Regions from separate parts of the Homo sapiens genome. Here region 1 is linked to region 2. A link is an interaction called in ENCODE POLR2A ChIA-PET data of the cell type or tissue named here. Cell type or tissue: Panc1. All regions are shown on one strand. Each heading gives the region's core, and the rest is flanking DNA. Links, peaks and the distances in the headings are about the cores only.

What was found. ChIA-PET counts read pairs that join two places held together with the same protein. Peaks named below come from ENCODE experiments on the same cell type or tissue, not always from the same donor. Only the 100,000 strongest peaks of a DNase experiment are listed, where the experiment ranks them.
Region 1: POLR2A ChIA-PET joins it to region 2 with 9 read pairs; 3 of 35 experiments call an interaction of 5 or more read pairs at or near these places.

The regions. Positions count from the first base shown.
Region 1 is chr20:35,758,586-35,768,877 of GRCh38, forward strand. No RefSeq gene overlaps it. Among named protein-coding and RNA genes, the nearest start is that of PHF20, 8.3 kb to the right of the region's middle. RefSeq lists a silencer at 3,969-4,169. In Panc1, for the core only: no CTCF peak of the experiment used is centred there; no DNase peak of the experiment used is centred there.
Region 2 is chr20:36,122,626-36,132,917 of GRCh38, forward strand. It overlaps a transcript of EPB41L1 not described here. Among named protein-coding and RNA genes, the nearest start is that of EPB41L1, 27 kb to the right of the region's middle. RefSeq lists an enhancer at 6,362-6,863. In Panc1, for the core only: no CTCF peak of the experiment used is centred there; a DNase peak (open chromatin) is centred at 5,996.

The DNA of each region.
Region 1 (10,292 bases), core at 4,939-7,438, 360 kb before region 2:
AATTTGGACTTCCATGTCTTTATCTTTATTTTTAAAAAATGTTTATTTTTATTTCTATTTATTTATTTATTTATTTATTTATTTTTGAGACAGAATCTCACACTGTCGCCCAGGCTAGAGTTCAGTGGCTCGATCTCGCTCACTGCAACCTCCGCCTCCTGGGTTCAAGCGATTCTCCTGTCTTGGCCTCCTGAGTAGCTGGGATTACAGGCGCTCACCACTACGCCCAGCTGATTTTTGTATTTCTTTAGTAGAGATGGAAATTCACTGTGTTGGTCAGGCTGATCTCGAACTCCTGTCTTCAAGTGATCTGCCTACCTCAGCCTCAATAAAGTGCTGGGATTACAGGCGTGAGTCACTATACCTGGCCTTTATTTTTTATTCCTCAGCGATTTTTATATAGAGATCAGGTCCCACTATGTTGTTTAGGCTGGTCTGGAACACCTGGGCTCAAGCAATTCTCCTGCTTTAGCCTCCCAAAATGTAAGCCACCATGCCAAGCCTGACTTTCAAATCTTATTGTTTAAGAAATACCTGGCCGGGATACCTGGCCGGGGCCAGACCTGGTGGATCACGCCTGTAATCCCAGCACTTTGGGAGGCAGAGGCAGGTGAATCACCTGAGATCAGGAGTTCAAGACCAGGCTGGCCAACATGGTAAAACAACGTCTCTACTAAAAATACAAAAATTAGCTGGGCATGGTGGTGGGCACCTGTAATCCTAGCTACTCAGTAGGCTGAGGCAGAAGAATTGTTTGCACTTGGGAGAAGGAGGTTGCAGTGAGCCAAGATCGTGCCATTGCACTCCAGCCTGGGCGACAAGAGCAAAATTCCGTCAAAAAAAAAAAAAAAAGAAGGAAGGAAGAAAGATAGATAGATAGATCTGGCTGGGTGTGGTGCCTCACACCTGTAATCCCAGCACTTTGAGAGGCTGAGGTGGGTGGATCACCTGAGGTCAGGAGTTTGAGATCAACCTGGCCAATATGGTGAAACCTCGTCTCTACTAAAAACAGAAAAATAGGGGCTGGGCGGGGTGGCTCACGCTTGTAATCCCAGCGCTTTGGAAGGCCAAGGCAGGCAGATCACAAGTTCAGGAGTCCGAGACCAGCCTGTGCAACATGGTGAAACCCCTTCTCTACTAAGAATAATTTAAAAAAAAATAGCCAGGCGTGGTGGCGCATGCCTGTAATCCCAGCTACTCAGGAGACTGAGGCAGGAGAATCACTTGAACCCAGGGGGCGGAGGTTGCAGTGAGCCGAGGTCACACCACTGCACTCCAGCCTGGGCAACAAGAGTGAAACTCTGTCTCAAAACAACAACAACAAAAAGACACTCTACATTTTCTTATATTTATTTAGTTCCTTACTTAGTTATTTTGAGACAGTCTGGCTCTGTCACCCAGTGGAATGCAGTGGCACAATCATGGCTCACTGTAACCTCAAACTCCTGGACTCAAGCAATTCTCTCACCTCAGCTTCCCAAGTAGTTGGGACTACAGGCACTTGCCATCACACCTGGCTACTTCATAAAGTTTTTTTGTTTGTTTTTTGAGGCAGAGTCTTGTTCTGTTGCTCAAGCTGGAGTGTACTGGCATGATCTTGGCTCACTGCAAACTCTGGATCCTGGGTTCAAGTGATTCTCCTGCTTTAGCCTCCCGAGTAGCTGGGATTACAGGTGTGCGCCACCATGCCCAGCTGATTTTTTTTGTATTCTTTTAGTAGAGATGGGGTTTCACCATGTTGGCCAGGCTGGTCTCGAACCCCTGACCACCTGCCTTAGCCTCCCAAAGTGCTGGAATTACAGGCATGAAACACTGTGCCCAGCCCAACAATATATTTTATACAATGGAATAAATATAAGGTCCTTATTATTTTGTTTTATGTTACTGCTGCATAGTATTCCTTGTGTGGACATATTATAATTTGCTTAATCAGTCCCCTATTGATGGCCATGTGGGTGACTTCCAATTTTCTGCCTATAAGCTCAGCACTTTGGGAAGCCAAGGCTAGAGGATCACTTGAGCCCAGGAATTCAAGACCAGCCTGTGCAACATGGTGAGACCCTGTCTCTACAAAAAAATTTAAAAGGCCAGGTGTGGTGGCTCATGCCTATAATCCCAGCACTTTGGGAGGCTGAGGCAGACAGATCACTAGAGCCCAGCAGTTCAAGACCAGCCTGGGCAACATGGTGAAACTCTCTGTCTACAAAAATAATACAAAACTTAGCCGGATGAGGTGGCTCACACCTGTAGTCCCAGCTACTTGGGAGGCTTAGATGGGAGGATCTCTTGAACCCAGGAGATGGAGGTTGCAGTGAGCCAATATCACACCACAGCACTCCAGTCTGAGCAACAAAGCAAGGCTCCATCTCAAAAAATACATCAATAAATAAAATTTTTAAATAATAAAAATAATTTAAAAATTAAAGTTAGCCAGGCATAATGGCATGCATCTGTAGTTCCAGCCACTTGGGAGGCTGAGGTGGGAGGATCACTTGGTCAGGAAAGGTCGAGGCTGCAGTGAGTTATGATCGTGCCACTGCACTCCAGCCAGGGCTAAAAAGCCAGACTTTGTCTCTTAAATAAATATATAAAATAAAAAGAGAAGTTTTGGAAATTATCGTGATGATCTTGTGTGGGAAATATTCTGAACACACAAAAAGGACAAGACATTAAAGAAAATATTATAAATTCAAGTACATAAAATATTTATATTTTATTCATGGATATACATATACACATGGGTAGTCTCAGAAGCGTTAGGGAATTGAGACAGAATGGAAGCTAAAGAAGAGTAACAGGTCAGGTGTGGTGGCTCACACCTGTAATTCCAGCATGTTGGGGGGCCAAGGCCAGCGAATCAGGAGGTCAGGAGATCTAGACCATCCTGGGCTAACGCAGTGAAACCCCATCTCTACTAAAAATACAAAAAATTAGGCCGGGCGCAGTGGCTCACGCCTGTAATCCCAGCACTTTGGGAGGCCGAGGCAGGCAGATCATGAGGTCAAGAGATCTAGACCATCCTGGCCGATATGGTGAAACCCTGTGCCTATACAAAAATTAGCTGTGCATTGTGGCGCTTGCCTGTAGTCCCAGCTACTCAGGAGGCTGAGACAGAAGGGAGGCGGAGGTTGCAGTGAGCCAAGATTACGCCACTGCACTCCAGCCTGGTGAAAGAGCGAGACTCCGTTTAAAAAAAAAAAAAAATTTAGCCAGGCGTGGTGGCACGTGCCTGTATTCCCAGCTACCGGGGAGGCTGAGGCAGGACGCCAGTGCACTCCAGCCTGGGCAACAGAGCAAGACTCTGTCTCAAAGAAAAAAAGAAAAAAGAAGAAGAATAACAAAGAGGAGCCATTCATTTACTTTGTTTTCAATGTTTATATGTTTATAAACAATGTTGCAATAAATAATTTCCCTACTGATAGTCAATCACAACTTTTCCATTGTTATAAACCATGCTTCAATAAACATCCTTTTATATTCAAAAAACAAGACAAAAACCAAAAAGAAAGGAAAAAGTGGGGCTGTGTCTGGCTTAGTGGGAATTGGGTGCCAAGAAACAAAAGCATGATTGAGTGTTATCTGTGTAATTATGTGCATTTGAGGTTAAAAAAAAGGAGGACAGTAGAAATGTTGATAATTGCTGGGCGCGATGTAATCCCAGCACTTTGGGAGGCCAAGGCGGGTGGATCACCAGAGGTCCGGAGTTTGAGACCAGCTTGGCCAACATGGAGAAGCCCTGTCTCTAGTAAAAATATAAAATTAGCTGGGCATGGTGGCGCATACCTATAATCCCAGCTATTTGGGATTCTCTTGGGATTAAGGAGAATCGCTCAAACTCGGGAGTTGGAGGTTGCGGTGAGCTGAGATCACGCCACTGCACTCCAGCCTAGGCAACAAGAGCAAAACTCTATCTCCAAAAAAAAAAAAAAAGAAGGAAAAGAAATGTTGATAATTAATGCTCTGCCACCCGGACCTCTGCGAATCCCTTCTTGTCTGCTTACTGACTCACCAAGACCCTAAGGCTCTCTCTCCCTTCACTGTCACCCTACACTTACAGATTTGAAATCTTGCTTCCTTCATTTCACCCTCCCCAGCCTAGTGCATACTTCCCTTGGGCCTAAAAAGGTATCTGAAGTCCAATCTGAATTCCAAATTCCACACTCTAAATAGCACCACTAAAGAAAGTCACTGGAGGAACAATTATGGAAAAACAGGCACTGACAGGTACTCTCACGCCTTGTTCCATTTTCCCTGCTTTCCTTGACTATGTCATTGTCCTATCCCCTCGCCCCAACCCACGACTACTTCACAAGCACCAAACTCTTTTCAGCCTTTATTCTTTTTTTTTTTTTTTTTTTTTTTGGGGACAGAGTCTTGCCCTGTCGCTCAGGCTGGAGTGCAATGGCGACATCTCAGCTCACTGCAACCTCCGCCTCCCGGGTTCAAGCAGAGGCTCCTGCCTTAGCCTCCCGAGTAGCTGGGATTACAGGCGCGCACCACCACCACCACACCCGGCTAATTTTTTGTAACTTTAGTAGAGATGCGGTTTCACCATGTTGGCCAAGCTGGTCTGGAACTCCTGTCCTTGTGATCCACCTGCCTTCGCCTCCCAAAGTGCTGGGATTAGAGCCATGAGCCACTGCGTCCAGCCTTCACCCTTTATTATTTTCAGAGTTATTTATCCTACAAGCTACATCATTGCCCCTCCTCCTCTTCCCTATCTCCTTTCATTTTCAGGGGAGCCTATTTATTAGAGGAAGTAAACTGAAGGCAGAAATCTTCAAATACCTGGCTAAAATAAAAATTATTTTTTTTAGCCGGGTGCGGTGGCTCACACCTGTAATCCCAGCACTTTGGGATGCTGAGGCAGGCAGATCACCTGAGGTCAGGAGTCCAGACTAGCCTGGCCAACATGGTGAAACCCCACCTCTACTAAAAATACAAAAATTAGCCAGGTGTGGTAGTGCATGCTTGTAATCCCAGTTACTCCGGAGGCTGAGGCAGGAGAATCGCATGAGCCCAGGAGACGGAGGTTGCAGTGAGCCAAGACTGCACCATTGCACTCCAGCCTGGGCAACAGAGTAAGAATCCGTCTCAAAAATAAATAAATTAATTAATTAAAAAAAATAAAATTGTATTTAAAAAACTCCAAAACCCTTCTTTTTTTTTTTTTTTTTTTTTTTTTTTTTTTTTTTTTTTTTGGGATGGAGTCTCTCACTCTGTCGCCAGGCTGGAGTGCAGTGGCATGATCTCAGCTCACTGCAACCTCCACCTCCTGGGTTCAAGCGTTTCTCCTGCCTCAGCCTCCCGAGAGTAGCTGAGACTACAGTCACACACCACCACGCCCAGCTAATTTTTGTATTTTTAGTAGAGACGGGGTTTCACCATGTTGGCCAGGATGGTCTTGATCTCTTGACATTGTGATCCGCCCGCCTCGGCCTCCCAAAGTGCTGGGATTACAGGCGTGAGCCACCATGCCCAGCCAACATTTCTTAAAAAAAATAAAAGCCACAATCTGGGTGCAGTGGCTCATGCCTGTAATTCCAGCACTTTGGGAGGCCGAGGCAGTTGGATCACCTGAGGTCAGGAGTTCAAGACCAGCCTGACCAGCGTAGAAAAACCCTATCTCTACTAAAAATACAAAACCAGCCTGGCATGGTGGCACATGCCTGTAATCCCAGCTACTCTGGAGGCTGAGGCAGGGGAATCGCCTTGGGAGGTGGAAGTTGTGGTGAGCCAAGGTCATACCATTGCACTCCAGCCTGGGCAACAAGAGAGAAACTATGTCTCAAAAAAATAAAATAAAATAAAATAAAATAATTAAAAAATTAGCCAGGTGTTGTAGCGGGTGCCTATAATCCCAGCTACTTTGGAGGCTGAGGCAGGAGAATCACTTGAACCAGGGACGCGCAGTTTGCAGTGAGCTGAGGTCATGCCGTTGCACTCCAGTTTGGGCAAAAAGAGCAAAATTTAATCTCAAAAAAAAATATCCTTTCATCATGTCCTTTCACAGATTAGCTCTTATCTGCCCTTTTTTTTTTTTTTTTTTTTTTTTTGAGACAGAGTCTCACTCTGTCGCCCAGGCTGGGGTGCAGTGACATGATCTCCGCTCACTGCCTCAGTTCCTGCCTCAGCCTCCTGAGTACCTGGGATTACAGGCATGCACCACCACACCAGGCTAATATTTGTACTTTTAGTAGACACACGGTTTCACCATGTTAGCCAGGCTGGTCTCAAACTCCTGACATCATGATTCGTCTACCTCAGTCTCCCAAAATGCTGGGATTACAGGCGTGAGCCACTATGCCTGGCCACGCCCAGCTAATTTTTGTATTTTAGTAGATATATGGTTTCACCATGTTGGCCCAGCTGGTCTCAAGCTCCTGACCTCAATGATCCACCCACCTTGGCCTCCCAAAGTGCTGGGATTACAGGTGTCAGCCACCCTGCCAGCCTCTTATCTGCCATTCTAATGGAATCTGCTCAACTCTCTACCCCACCCATGCAACTCACTTTCATACAGAATTCCTGTATGCATGAAAACATGCCCAGCCAGGCACGGTGGCTCATTGCTGTAATTCCAGCTCTTTGTTAGGCTGAGGCCGACAGATGGCTTGAAACCAGCCTGGCCAACATGGTGAAACCCTGACTCTACTAAAAATATGAAAATTAGCCAGGTGTGGTGGTGCATACCTGTAATCCCAGCTACTCAAGAGGCTGAGGCATGAGAATTGCTTGAACCCTGGAGGCAGAGGTTGTGGCAAGCCGAGATGTCACCACTGTACTCCAGCCTGGGTGACAGAGTGAGACAATGTCTTAAAAAAATAAAAAAATTAGGGCTGGGTGCAGTGGCTCATGCTTTAAATCCCAGTGCTTTGGGAGGCTGAGGCCGGCAGATCATGAGGTCAGGAGTTTGAGACTAGTCTGGCCAACATGATGAAACGCCATCTCTACTAAAAATACAAAAAAAATTAGCTGGGCATGGTGGCAGGCACCTGCAATCCCAGTTACTCAGGACGCTGAGGAAAAAGAATTGCTTGAACCTGGGAGGCAGAGGTTGCTGTGAGCTGATACCTCGCCACTGCACTCCAGCCTGGGCAACAGAGTGAGACTCTGTCTCAAGAATAAAATAAAATAAAATAAAATAAAATAAAATAAAATAAAATAAATAAATAAAAAAACAAAATGCTTGGCTGGATGTGGTGGTTCACACCTGTAATCCCAGCACTTTGGGAGGCCAAGGCAGGAGAATTGCTTGAGCCCAGGAGTCTGAGATCAGTCTGGGCCACATAGCGAGACCCCGTCTCTATGTTAAAAAAAAAAAATAGGAAAAAAGAAAAAAAAGCATGCCCCTGTCTATATTTTATTTTCACCGAGTAATGTGCTCTATTTCTGGAAATACTTTCATCCTTCCTTCCTCTGGCTCTCCACTGATGCATCTCCAAAGCAACTCCAATCAATTCAACAAATAGTTGTTAAACAACCAGCACATTCTAGGCAGGATGCTAGGAGCTGGGGGGATCGAGATAAACAAGAAGCAGTCCTGTTCCCAGAGAAGTTCACAATCTGATGGTAAAAGCAAATACAATTATGTAAGAAAATAAATCAAATTAGGCCAGGTGTAATGGCTCACGCCTGTAATCCCAGCGCTTTGGGAGGCTGAGGTGGGCAGATCATGAGGTCAGGAGATCGAGATCATCCTGGCTAAAATACAAAATACTAAAAATACAAAAATTAGCCCGGCATAGTGGTGGACACCTGTAATCCCAGTTACTTGGGAGGCTGCGCAGGAGGATAACGAGGTCAGGAGATCAAGACCATCTTGGCTACGTAGGAGAATCGATAGAACCTGGAAGGCAGAGGTTGCAGTGAACTGAGATTGCTCCACTGCACTCCAGCCTGGGTGAGAAGAACAAAACTCCATCTCAAAAAAAAAAAGAAAAAAAAATTTCGGCTGGGCGCAGTGGCTCATGTCTGTAATTCCAGCACTTTGGGAGGCTGAGGCAGGAGGATCATGAGGTCAGGAGATCGAGACCATCTTGGCTAACATGGTGAAACCCCGTCTCTACTAAAAATACAAAAATTAGCTGGGCATGGTGGTGGGCGCCTGTACTCCCAGCTACTTGGGAGGCTGAGGCAGGAGAATGGCGTGAACCTGGGAGGCGGAGCTTGCAGTGAGCCAAGATCACCCCACTGCACTCCAGCCTGGGCGACAGAGTGAGACTCTGTCTCTAAAAAAAACAAGTTTTGTTTAATGAAAAAAGTAAGGTGAACAACAACATGAATAAATGTTCCTTTTGTGTTAAAGGATCAATATAAGAACTGTATCAAAGTTTGCTTATATATATGTAAAGAAATACTGATGGTGTGCACCTGTAGTCCCAGCTACTTGGGAGGCTGAGGTGGGAGGACTGCTTGAGCCCAGGAGTTTGAAGCTGCAGTAAGCTGTGATCGTGGCGCTGCACTCCAGCCTGGGCAACAGAGCAAGATCCTGACACAAACGATTCATTAAAAAAGTAAGTGTCATGTTTACCAATTGGAACTGGACCAATGAGGGACAAGAATTTCAGGGAGACTTTGTATTGTACAACGTTTATGTAATTTCCAGTATTTGAACCATGTGACAACATTAACTGTTTAAAATTAAATTACAAGAAGTTTGGAGACTGAAGTGGATTACCTGGATATTCCAAGACTGTTTGTTTAATTTACCTCTTTATAACCTCCATTCTCTTAGTCCCTGAGGCGAAAATCCTCCCCGTTTCCCTTTATCTCTAGGCTCGTAAGAATTTTAACCCACAAGAAATATTTATTAGGTATGTTTAAATTACAGGTAACAGTGACTGGAGTGCAATGGTGTGATCCCAGCTCACTGCAACTTCTGCCTTCTGGGTTCAAGCGATTCTGCCGCCTCAGCCTCCCGAGTCGCTGGGATTACAGGATGCGCCACGACGCCTGGCAAATTTTTGTATTTTAGTAGAGATGGGGTTTCACCGTGTTGGCCAGGCTGGTCTCCAACTCCTGCCCTCAGGTGATGTGCCGGCCTTGGCCGCCCAAAGTGCTGAGATTACAGGAGTGAGCCACCAAGCCTGGCCCCCCCTCCTTTTTTTTTTTTTTTTGAGACAGAGTCTGGCTCTGTCGCCCAGGCTAGAGTGCAGTGGCATGATGATCTTGGTTCACTGCAACCTCTGCCTCCCGGGTTCAAGCAATTCTCCTGCCTCAGCCTCCCCAGTAGCTGGGATTACAGGCATGTACCACCACGCCCAGCTAATTTTTGTATTTTAGTAGAGATGGGGTTTCACCATTTTGGCCAGGCTGGTCTCGAACTCCTGACTTCAAGTGATTCGCCTGCCTTGGCCTCTCAGAGTGTTAGGATTACAGGCGTGAGCTTCTGTGCCTGGCCTTATCAGCCTTTTTAGTGACTAGGACAAGAATACAAAATGCTTTCCTTTCCTTCCGACTGCTCCCTCCCTCCTTGTAATCATGCAAAATGCAGGAAGTAATTTGGAATTCCTAGTTAATTCTCCTCCCCCTCACTTGGAGAGCAGTGAAGGCCTGGGGAGTTCGGGAACTTTCCGTGGAGCCCAGACTGGAGAGACGTCCGGCCAGGGCCAAGACAACCTGCTTCCCTTGGGCCTCTGGTGCCTTGTTGAGGTCTTGGACCTTTCAGATGCTACTGTGACTGTGGTTTCCGGCTTCCTGAGTTCTCACACTCAGCTTGGTGCTGCAGAGATCACACCCCAGTTCCTGCTTTTGGGGACTGACATGCTCAAGTTTGGTGATACTCAGTACATGGGGTCTGTGAGATCTAGAGGGCTTACTTTTCTGTTTTAGTTTCCCTCTTTTCCCTTAACAGACTCACTGTAAGTGCTTTAGGGTTGCATAAGGATAGAGTATAGAGGTTTGCTGGGTAGACATTGAGAAAGATCAGTTTCCTAATTGAATATTTTATCTCATGTTGGATCTTTAATTCTGCTTCTCTTTAGCTAGGAATATTTTGAATATGCTGAATCTAGTAAAAAAGAAATTAGAAATGAAGTTGTATAGAACTTTGTAGTTCAGTACATTTTCTCACATATTATTGAACTTAAACGTGACAATTCTGCGTTGGTAGATATATATTATCCCATTGAGTAAAAAAAGTGAATATTGAAGAAAAGCAATGCCTACAGAGAGTGACAACTCTTCCATGCAGGTAGATGCTTTTTGTGCTATCCTATACTTTGTATGGATGCACACAGGGTTTCATTGTGGAGCTCTCAGCTTATGGGCTGGGACTACAGTTTTGAAAT
Region 2 (10,292 bases), core at 4,724-7,223:
CCATACCCCCAAATCCCAGCCTCACTTCTGCCGCCTTTTCTACCTTTCTCAAGGGAGGCTTCCTGGGAAACTGGAAGGCAGAAGCCACGCAGACTTCTAGTCCTGGTTCCACTGCTTACTCGGTATGTGGCCCTTGGCCAGCCCCTTTCCCTTCTTGGACCTCAGTTTCAGCACCTGTACAATGGGGCTTTGGGCTCAGTGATCCTCAGACAGCCACGTTGTATGATTCTAGTTGGGGTTCTACGATTTTCTCTCCATCCCTGAACAAACGATAGAGCACTGACTGCCACAGGTTCCACCTGGGTAAAATGAGTGCCTCGACCCTTGCTCGCTTCCTGGAGATGTCGATAGGATCAGCCAACATCCTAGCAAGCATCCAGTCTCCATGGGAAAGTTTTCTTTCTATAGTCTGGCCTGCCCTTATCTGGTTCAAGCAGAAGGAGAGAGGATACCTAGAGATGGGGCTTTCTCTAGGCCCCCTCCCATGCTCCACTTACCCTGAGACCATAATTGACTGAGAACCAGGCTTTCTGAACGTCTCCATGATCGGGGGGGAGGGGCAGAGGTAGAGAACAAGAATACAGAGGAAAGGCCCTCGCACTTGCTGCCTCCTGTTCCTCCCGACCTTCAGACCAGCCCAGGGTCTAGTTTGGGGGAAGAGGGGAAGGCAGAAAAATTCCACCACTGCTACAGGCCCCCTCTGTGACACTGGGAAAATTGTGTACTTTCGCTGCACCTCAGTTTCCCGATCTAACGAGGAAGACACATGTCTTCCAGATCACATGTCCTCAGAAAATTTAAGTTCTGGTTTTTTTGTTTGTTTGTTTGTTTTTGAGACAGAATCTCGCTCTGTTGCCTAGGCTAGAGTGCAGTGGCGCAATCTTGGCTCGCTGCAACCTCCGCCTCCTGGGTTCAAGTGATTCTCCTGCCTCAGCTTCCCAAGTAGCTGGTATTACAGGCATCCACCATCATACCTGGCTAATTTTTGTAGAGACAGGGTTTTGCCATGTTGGCCAGGCTGGTCTCAAACACCTGACCTCAGGTGATCCACCCACCTTGGCTTCCCAAAGTGCTTGGATTATAGGAGTGAGCCACTGCGCTTGGGCAGAAAATTTAAGTTCTGACAATGTATAGGTCAGAAGAAGGAATGGGAGTTAGATGAAGAGGACATTCCCAGCCTGAGATGGGGGCTAGAGAGAGAAGAAAAAGGGAATTAACATTCAGTGAGCACCTATGTGCCAGTGCTATGCCAATTACTTTGCATACAATACATACACCATCTATATTCCCAAGTCTCCTTTCCAAGTGGCAGCCAGAGTGAACTTTGTAAAACACAAATTTGGCTGGGTGCAGTGGCCCACACCTGTAATCCCAACACTTTGGGAGTCTGAGGTGGGCGGATCACGAAGTCAGGAGATCGAGACCATCCTGGCTAACATGGTGAAACCCCGTCTCTACTAAAAATACAAAAAAAAAGAAATTAGCCGGGTGTGGTGGTGGGCGCCTGTAGTCCCAGCTACTCGGGAGGCTGAGGCAGGAGAATGGTGTGAACCCGGGATGCAGAGCTTGCAGTGAGCCGAGATCGCGCCACTGCACTCCAGCCTGGGCGACAGAGTGAGACTCCGTCTCAAAAAAACAAAACAAAACAAAACAAAAAACCCAAAAAACACAAATCTGACTATGTCACTCAGTGACTTTCCTCTGCCCTTAGAATAAAATCTAAATTCCTTACCATGGCGTTCAGAGCCCTGAGTGAGCCGGTTCCTGCCTCCCCCTTCCAGCCATCTATCTCTATTGGTCTCCATAGATCATTGGAAATTATTCTATTGGTCATTTCCGTCAGCCACAGGAGTCTTCTCTGTTCATTTAGCAAATTTATTCCAGTCTCAAGACCTTTACACATGCTTAGGTTCCCTCTGCTTAGAATTCTTTTCCTGGCTCTTTGCCGCCTTGGCTCCTTCTTATCCTCTACGTCGCAGTTTAATTTAGTCCTCCCACCCCCTGCACTGCTTTTTTCACCACCTCTTGATTCCTTCATAATGCTTATCACAATTTGTAGCTATTTGTCTTTTTCTTTTAATGTCATGTTCACTCTTGATTCCATGTGGCATGGCGCACAGTAGGTATTCAATAAGTATCTATTGGATGAATGAATGAATGAATTGTAAGGAAATGAGAGAGTGCTGGTTGAGTGCCTGGCATAGGGTATGGCTCTTAGGAGGTGCTCAATAAATGGCAGCTTTTAGTGAGAACTGACATGGCAGAGAAAATAAATACCCACTGATAGATTGCATACATGGTGGGTAGGGGAGGCAGCGGGTAATTAAGATTGGAAAGTGATGCACTCGTGCCAGATCTTGGGGGTCCCTGATGCTCAGCCAAAGAGTTTAGACTTCCTGAAAGAGTAGCTGGAAGTCATTGCTGGGCCATTAATGTAACTATAAAGCCCTACTTCTAAGATGTGGGCTCAGCCACTTTGCGTACTCAAGGGGCTGTGCTGTATGGTGGTGGGGTTGCAGGGTTGGGGACAAACCCAGAGAGAGACAGGCTGGGAACCTTTCTGGTGTCATTCTCTGAGACAGGCTATTCCTACAGGCCCAGAAGGAGGGGACACAGTTAGGAGCATCCTGTGTTTTCTGATTCCACATGGCCATTACATTGTTTCTGGGGAGTGGAGGATAGGGGTGACCTAAGAGTCAGATGCTTGGATTTCTATTTGAGCCCCTCCCCTTATCAACCGTGTGACTTCTGCTAGGTTCATTTGCATTTCTGATTCTGTTTCTTCATCTGTAAACAGGCTGCTGTTCGTACCTGCCTCATGGTTTTCTTGGGGAGGATCAATGAGGTAGAACCTGCAAAGGGCTTAGCAGAGAGCCTAGCACCTACTGAGCGCTCAGTAAAGGTGAGCTATTATCTTCCATTCAACAGTGGGGGATTCAGAAAGGTAGATTGAACCACAAGTGCACAGAGGCATGAAACACTTTGGAGTGGCAGGAGTTTCCTGTGTGTGTTGGGGACGGCAAGGAGGCAAGTGGAGTGGCAGGTGGGTCCAGCTCCTGCAGCCCGTGTATATTGACCAGGAGCTGGCACTTTATCTGGAGAGCGATGAAGACACTGCAGGGTATCAGGTTGGGAATGATGTGATCTGATTTCTGGCAGTGGGAGGATGAATTGGAAGGGTAAGGCTGGAGACCAGGAGACGGATGGTAGTCTGTTGGTGTGGCCTGGTGAGAAGTGATGGGCTTCATCTCAGGCTCATGGAAGTGTAGAAGAGGGAACAGATCACAGAGTGAGTAGAGACAGAGAACGGACAGTGTGGGGCCGATGGGTCTTGGGGAAGGGAGGGGGAAGAAAGGAACTTGTCCTAGATGGCTGCAGACTTTCTCGATGGGGGGCTGACGAGATTATAAAACCGAAAGTATGGACAGTGCATGTGGGTTTTGATGCCTGTAGTTTGACTTTTCTGGGAATTCAGTAGCTCCCTGAGAAACCTCTCTTTTATCTGACTCTCTGTGTAGAAAATCTTTCTAAAATCTCTGAATGATGACTCCTCCATTAGGGATGAGGAAGGCCTCCTGTGGGGACACCGTGCATACCTCCTAAGGAGGGGTGGCAGCTTGGCCTCCTTTGGTGGTAACAAAGCTGGGGATTTTATTTGGAAGCTGTATTTCAGAGTCTATCAGTTTTCTTGTGATTTTCTTCAAAGCATGTACAAAAAGGCAGTTCCAGTTAGTGGAATTTTTTTTTTTTTTTTTTTTGAGACAGAGTTTCACTCTTGTTGCCCAGGCTGGAGTGCAATGGCGTGATCTCGGCTCACTGCAACCTCTGCCTCCCGGGTTCAAGCGATTCTCCTAACTCAGCCTCCCAAATAGCTGGGATTACAGGCATGTGCCACCACGCCCAGCTAATTTTGTATTTTTAGTAGAGACTGGGTTTCTCCATGTTGGTCAGGCTGGTCTCAAACTCCCGACCTCGGATGATCCGCCCGCCTCGGCCTCCCAAAGTGCTGGGATTACAGGCGTGAGCCACCGTGCCTGGCCAGTGGAATGTTTTGTGTATTTATTCCACGGCTCTGGACCAAGACTAGGCAACTTTTCAAGAGTGGTGAAAGGTAAGCTCCTGCGTGCTCCCTCTCTCTGTTATTTTCTTGATTGGTGTGGACTGGAAGCTCACATTCCAGAGAAACTTAGGTCTTAGATTACCCGTCTAATTTTCCTTATGGATGGGAACAAGAGAAGGTGCATGAAAGTTGCTCATGATTGTGAATAATGCCACAGCTGGGCTTGGCCCAGGCACCTCACTGGCAGCTACAGGCTTTCCCATGGCATGCAGCTGGCACTGCCTCTGGAGAGGAGGATAGGGGTGATGAACTGATGAACATCAGCACAGCCCCCGGCCCATCTCAGAGGCACACACCTAGTGGCAGCGGGAGGGCCCCCGCAGACTGGAGAGGACTCAGCTATTATTGTCCTAAGCCTCTGACAGTGAGGCTCATCCATACCCCGCCTCCCATCTGAGATGAGCTCAGAGATATGACTGAAGTTTCAGGGCTAAAACCAAAGGGATTGGGTTGGTACCCCCTTCTTATGAGAAAAGGAGAGGAGAGCCCTGTCTGGGTCTGGCGGAATACAGTCTGCATCCCCACCCCAGCTGATTGCAGTGATGAGGAGATGCCTTTGTCTGAGTTGCCAGGGGAACCAAAGTTTCTGCCTTCTTCTAAGGCCCTGATTGGCTCCTGCTGGAGCTTAAGCTTTGGTGAATGGAAGGGCCTCTCTTCTGCCTACACCTTCCCTGAGGTGAGAGACGAGTAAGGCTGGAGTCCCCATGGATGCACTGTGTTGGTGTCTCTGTCCTACCTCCTTAGCTGGGGGTGCTGGATCCCCTTGCTCATTCGTCTTTCACTAATCCTGGGCAGCATCTGCCCCAGGCCTTTCATCCTTCTAGGTCCAGGAAAGCTAGCCTAAGAATCAGGAAAACTGTATACCAATCCTGACATAGGCAGACTCACTCTTGGCCTTGGGCAGGTCTCTTCTCCCTGGGCCTCGGTTTCCCTACCTGTAAAAATGAAGGCATTGGGCTAAACTCTGGTCCTTCCAGCTCTGACTTCCCTGACCACACAGCCCAGATCCCCTCTCTGACCTTCCATGGCCCTCCTCGTGCCTCTTGTGTGCCTCTGACTGCATTCTCTCTCGTAGGTTCCCTTGTAAGATGCAGGTCAGAATAGGGGGTTGTAACCAGCCTTGAGCATTGTTTTGGTTTTCTGTAGGAAAAATTGTGCTCCCTGAAGCCTGTCCTAGAAGCCCTACATCCTGCAACCCCTCTTGTCCTCATCTGTCTCACCTGGACCGAGCCCCAGGGTCAGAAGCCCGGGGGAACGAATGATGGGTGCTTGTGTCTGTTGCAGGGTGGGGCTAGGCAGTGTGCAGAAAGGAGCATGTGGGGGTGGGCGGGGGCAGCTGGAAGAGCCCTGGAGCTCAGCAGTCCTGGGTTCCAGGCCTAATTTGTCTACCTGCTGGCTATGTGACCTTGGGAGGGTGGCTCAGTTGCAGTCTCCCCATCTATCACACAGGAATAATAATGCCACCTCACAGGGCTTGTTGCCAAGATGACATGTCTGCCATACAGGAGACACCAAGTTCCCTTCCCTGCTCTCTCTTCTAAACAAGGCAGGGAGATGGGGAAAGTTCAGACTGAGGAGGGGCCCTAGGCTGCAAGACCTGAGGTGCCCCAGGCCGGGCCTTAGATGCTGCTCATTCCTGGCAGTGCCAAAAAGCAGGGAGAAAAAAGTATTGGCCTTGGGTGGATGGGGGAGGCTGTGTGTCAGAGCTAATGTTTAAATAACACTTTTAAGATCCTCCAGGGACCTCAAATGAGGATTTTTCAGATGAGCTGAAAATGGAGCAAAGTAATGAGACTGAGCTCACTGGCAGGAAAGGGAGCAGCCTTAATTGGTACTGGCCCTGCCTTGGCCCCGTGACACTCATTACCACAGGCTGCCCAGGAGGATGACCCGTGCATTTGGGCTGTAAGCAATGTCAATTTCTTAGCATGGGGTGATGGGGTTGCATCTGGTAGTGACTCAGCCCTGCTTCTTGTCGACTCACCAGGTTGAGGGTCAGAGAGGACTTCTTAGTTGGCCTTCAGAGCCTGGTTTAGTTTTTAGCTTTGTGACCTAGCCTCTCTCCACCTCTGGGGTCTAGAGGCAGCAGCCAGACCTGGCCACTGTCTGTCACAGGTGTGGTGGGAGGCAGGGATGGGATGTTGAAGTCAGGCATGAGTTGCTGGGGGACCTTCCCTCCTTTGCTGAGGTTTGCCTGGGGTCCTGGATGAGGTGGGTGGAGAGAGGGAGGAAGGGGCATTCTCAGAAGAAAAAAGGCTGGTGGGTGTGTGGGTGGGTGAATTTGTGCCAATGAGATGTGACTCTCTGGGCAAGCTTGTGTAGCTTACATGGAGGAGGCACAGAATCTAAGGGACATGTCTCAAAGAGGCTGAGGGATGGGCCTAAGAAGCCAGCATGGGTGGGGGTGAGGGGTGGGTCCTGGGAGTGGTTTGGTTTGCGAGTCCCTGTGGAAACACAGGTGGTAGAATTGGTGAATGGTATGGACCAAGAGTCCTATTCTGAAGACACCAGAAAATTCTGACCAGGCTCTTGTACGTGAGGCCTCTTCTGTTTTGCTTGGGCTGGACTGCGGGGTGAATGGCCACGGGTGTGGTAAGTTACCGCTTCTCCTGGGGGGAGCCTGGTTTGCATTGTAAATACTGCTCCTGGAGCCACTGGTCATGGTGGGGGCACTTTTTCAGACGCCTTCCTGGGGAATGTGTGAGGGCCGATTGTTAGATCATTCTTGGCACCTGGTTTGCATTATGAATGCAGTTGGGAGGCATAAGGGCAAGCATTGGGTCACTAGCGGGTCCCAGGCCACCCTGACCCCAGGCTCACTGCTCCCGAAGCACTCCCTCTCCTTGGTCTCTGGGACAGCACACCCCACTTTCTGGCTTTCTCACTCTGGCCTGCCCTCATTTGCCTGTTGCTGCTCCTCTCCTTAACTGTTCAGTGTGTGGGTTCCTCAGGGCTGCATTGCAGTTATTGTCGTTTTTAAAATAATACCGTTTTTTAATTTTAAAAATTCAATTTATTCATTTATTTTAAAAATTACAAATGAGAGCTCATTATGTTGGCCAGGCTGGAGTGCAGTGGCAACTCACAGGTGCAATCACAGCCTCAAACTCTTTGACTCAAGGGATCCTCCTACTTCAGCCTCCAGAGTAGCCGGGATTACAGAGTGTGCCACTGCACCCGGCAGGTTTGTTTTTTTTTTTTGTTTTTTTTTTTTGAGACGGAGTCTTGCTCTGTCACTCAGCCTGGAGTGCAGTGGCGTGATCTCAGCTTACTGCAACCTCCGCCCCCCAGGTTCAAGTGATTCTCATGCCTCAGCCTCCCAAGTAGCTGGGATTACAGGCACCCGCCACCATGCCCAATTAATTTTTCTATTTTTAGTAGAGACGGTATTTCTCCATATTGGCCAGGCTGATTTCGAACTCCTGACCTCAAGTGATCTGCTCGCCTTGGCCTTCGAAAATGCTGGGATTACAGGCATGAGCCACCTTGCCCAGCAGTGTTTTTTTTTTTGTTTTTTTTAATTAAAACCATAATAACATAGTACCAAGATTTGGGAAAACAGGAAGCAGAAAAAAATTACTCCTGAATATGATTGGGAGCTTGGAGTGTTTCCTTTCACCAGTTTTCCTTTGCTCTTTCTTGCACAGTCATAATTTCTACCGCATCATCAGTACTGTCCTGCATTTTTCTCTTAATGTTGTATCGGAAGCTGCCTTCCGTGTCGTTACTGAGGATTCTATTAAATACACGATCAACTCATCCCTTTTCCTGCTCATGGATATTCCGGCTGTTTCTAGTTTTTGCTATTATGAATAACAGTGCAATGAACATTGCATAAAATGTTCTTCCTGTATTTCAGATGATGATGTCTCTTGGGGTGAAGACCCAGGAAGAGAATGCTGGGTAAAAGGCTGTGGCTGCCTTAGAGGCTCTCAGTAAACTTGCCAAACTGCTATGCCAACCTTTAACCCCCAGCATCCAGGGTGAATGGCAGGAACTGTTTTTTATTTTTCTCTCTCTCTCTATTTGATTTTTAAAAATTTCTCTCTCTCTCTCTCTCTCTCTCTCTCTTTTTTTCCCCGAGACAGAGTTTTGCTCTTGTTGCCCAGGCTGGAGTACAGTGGCATGATCTCGGCTCACTGTAACCTCTGCCTCTGGGTTCAAGGGATTCTCCTGTCTCAGCCTCCTGAGTAGCTGGGATTACAGGAGCCCGCCACCACACCCGGCTAATTTTTTTTTTTTTTTTTGAGACAGAATTTTGCTCTTGTTGCCCAGGCTGGAGTGCAATGGCTCAATCTTGGCTCACTGCAGCCTCTGCCTCCTGGGTTCAAGTGATTCTCCTGCCTCAGCCTCCCGAGTAGCTGGGGTTACAGGCATGTGCCACCACGCCCAGCTAATTTTGTATTTTTAGTAGAGATGGGGTTTCTCTATGTTGGTCAGGCTGGTCTTGAACTCCTGGCCTCTGGTGATCCGCCCGCCTCGGCCTCCCAAAGTGCTGGGATTTCAGGCATGAGCCACCGCGCCTGGCTAATTTTTGTATTTTTAGTAAAGATGGGGTTTCACCATGTTGGCCAGGCTAGTCTCAAATTCCTGACGTCAGGTGATCCACCCACCTTGGCCTCCCAAAGTGCTGAGATTACAGGTGTGAGCCACCACACCCAGCCTGTTTTTTATTTCTCTTAGGTCTGAAGAGCCTGTTCCTTGTGTGTAGGGACTGCTCCCAACTGTCCTCTGTCCATGCATTCATTCATCCTAAGGCGGGAGGCAGAATAGGGCTGTGGTGTCAGGCTGCCTGGGTTCAAACCAGCCTCCCCTCTTAACCACCTTGTGTCCACTTCCTCAGCTGTAAAGTGAACATCATGACAGGGAGCTACCTCACAGGGTCCCTGTGAGGCTTTCTGTGCATGAAAGCATGGAAGACACTTGAAATACTACGGTAAGCCAGGATGACAATGGTCAGGCCTAGAGAGAGGAAGGGGCTGATCTCTCACCACCTAGTGATGCAGGGGCAGAGCTGAGGCCAGAATCAGGCTTCCTGCCTCCAGTGCTCTCTTTCCCTGATGCCAGGCTACTGCTGTGGATGGTGTGGTTTATGGCGTAGGTGGCCCTCTGTTCAAGAATATGTGGGAGGGGTGGAGGGCCTGGATGGATCTATAAGGTGGGGTCTCTCCCTTTCCTCCCAGAGCCGTCACCTTCTTTCTGGGGTGCTTTCCCCCACAAAGTTATCTCTCTAGGTTAGAGCTTGGGGCCCCAGCTCAGGCCTGTTCCCCAGAGGTATATCCAGGGGACATCTGGCCCCAAGGAATCTCCCTGGCTAGCCCTTGAGGAGGGCGTTTCAGTCTGGAGGGAAAGGTGAGTTCTGAGGACCCCTCCCTAGGTGACTGTGTCAGTTTCCTAATGCTGCCCTAACAAATGACCATATACTTAAAACAACACAAATGGATGACCCTAGACTTCTAGAGGTCAAAATCTGAAAATGGACCTTATGGGGCCGAAGTCAGGGTGTTGGCAGAGCTGCTAGGGGAGGATCCTCACCTGGCCTTTTCCAGCTCTCCAGGCCACCCACATGCCTTGGTTCATGGCCCCTTCTAGTAGCTGGGTCCCTCCCACCTCTGCCTCCGTCATCATATCTCCTCCGATTCCCCCAAATCCCCTTTTGACTTACAAGAACCCCTGTGGTTACATTGAGCCCATTCAGATAATCTAGGACCATTCTCCATCTCAAAACTCTTTACCTAATCACCTGTGCAAGGTCCCTTTTGCCACGTGAGGTAACATATTCACCTGATTCTGGGGATGAAGACATGGACATCTTTGTGGGCGGGGGGGGGGGGCGCATTATTATGCCTGCCACAGCAGCCAGTAGCAAAGATCTCTCTGGATTACTGGACCCCCAGGTCCTGCTGGAATTGTACCACTAGCCTCCAAGATGGAGGGAGGGCTTGGGGGTCCAGGCCTGATATGCTGTGGCCGGGGAGGGGTATGAGAGATTCTGTATGATGGGGGGCCCGGAAGGAAGGCAGTGCACCTGTGATAGTGTGATAAATGTGTTCAGTGAGGCAGACATTGGGAAATGTCACCCCTGGCCTTCAGAGGTAGTCCTGGTAGGTGTGGGACCCACTGTGAGGCACTGCCACAGAAAGCCAAGCAGCACCCGCTCCACACACCACCA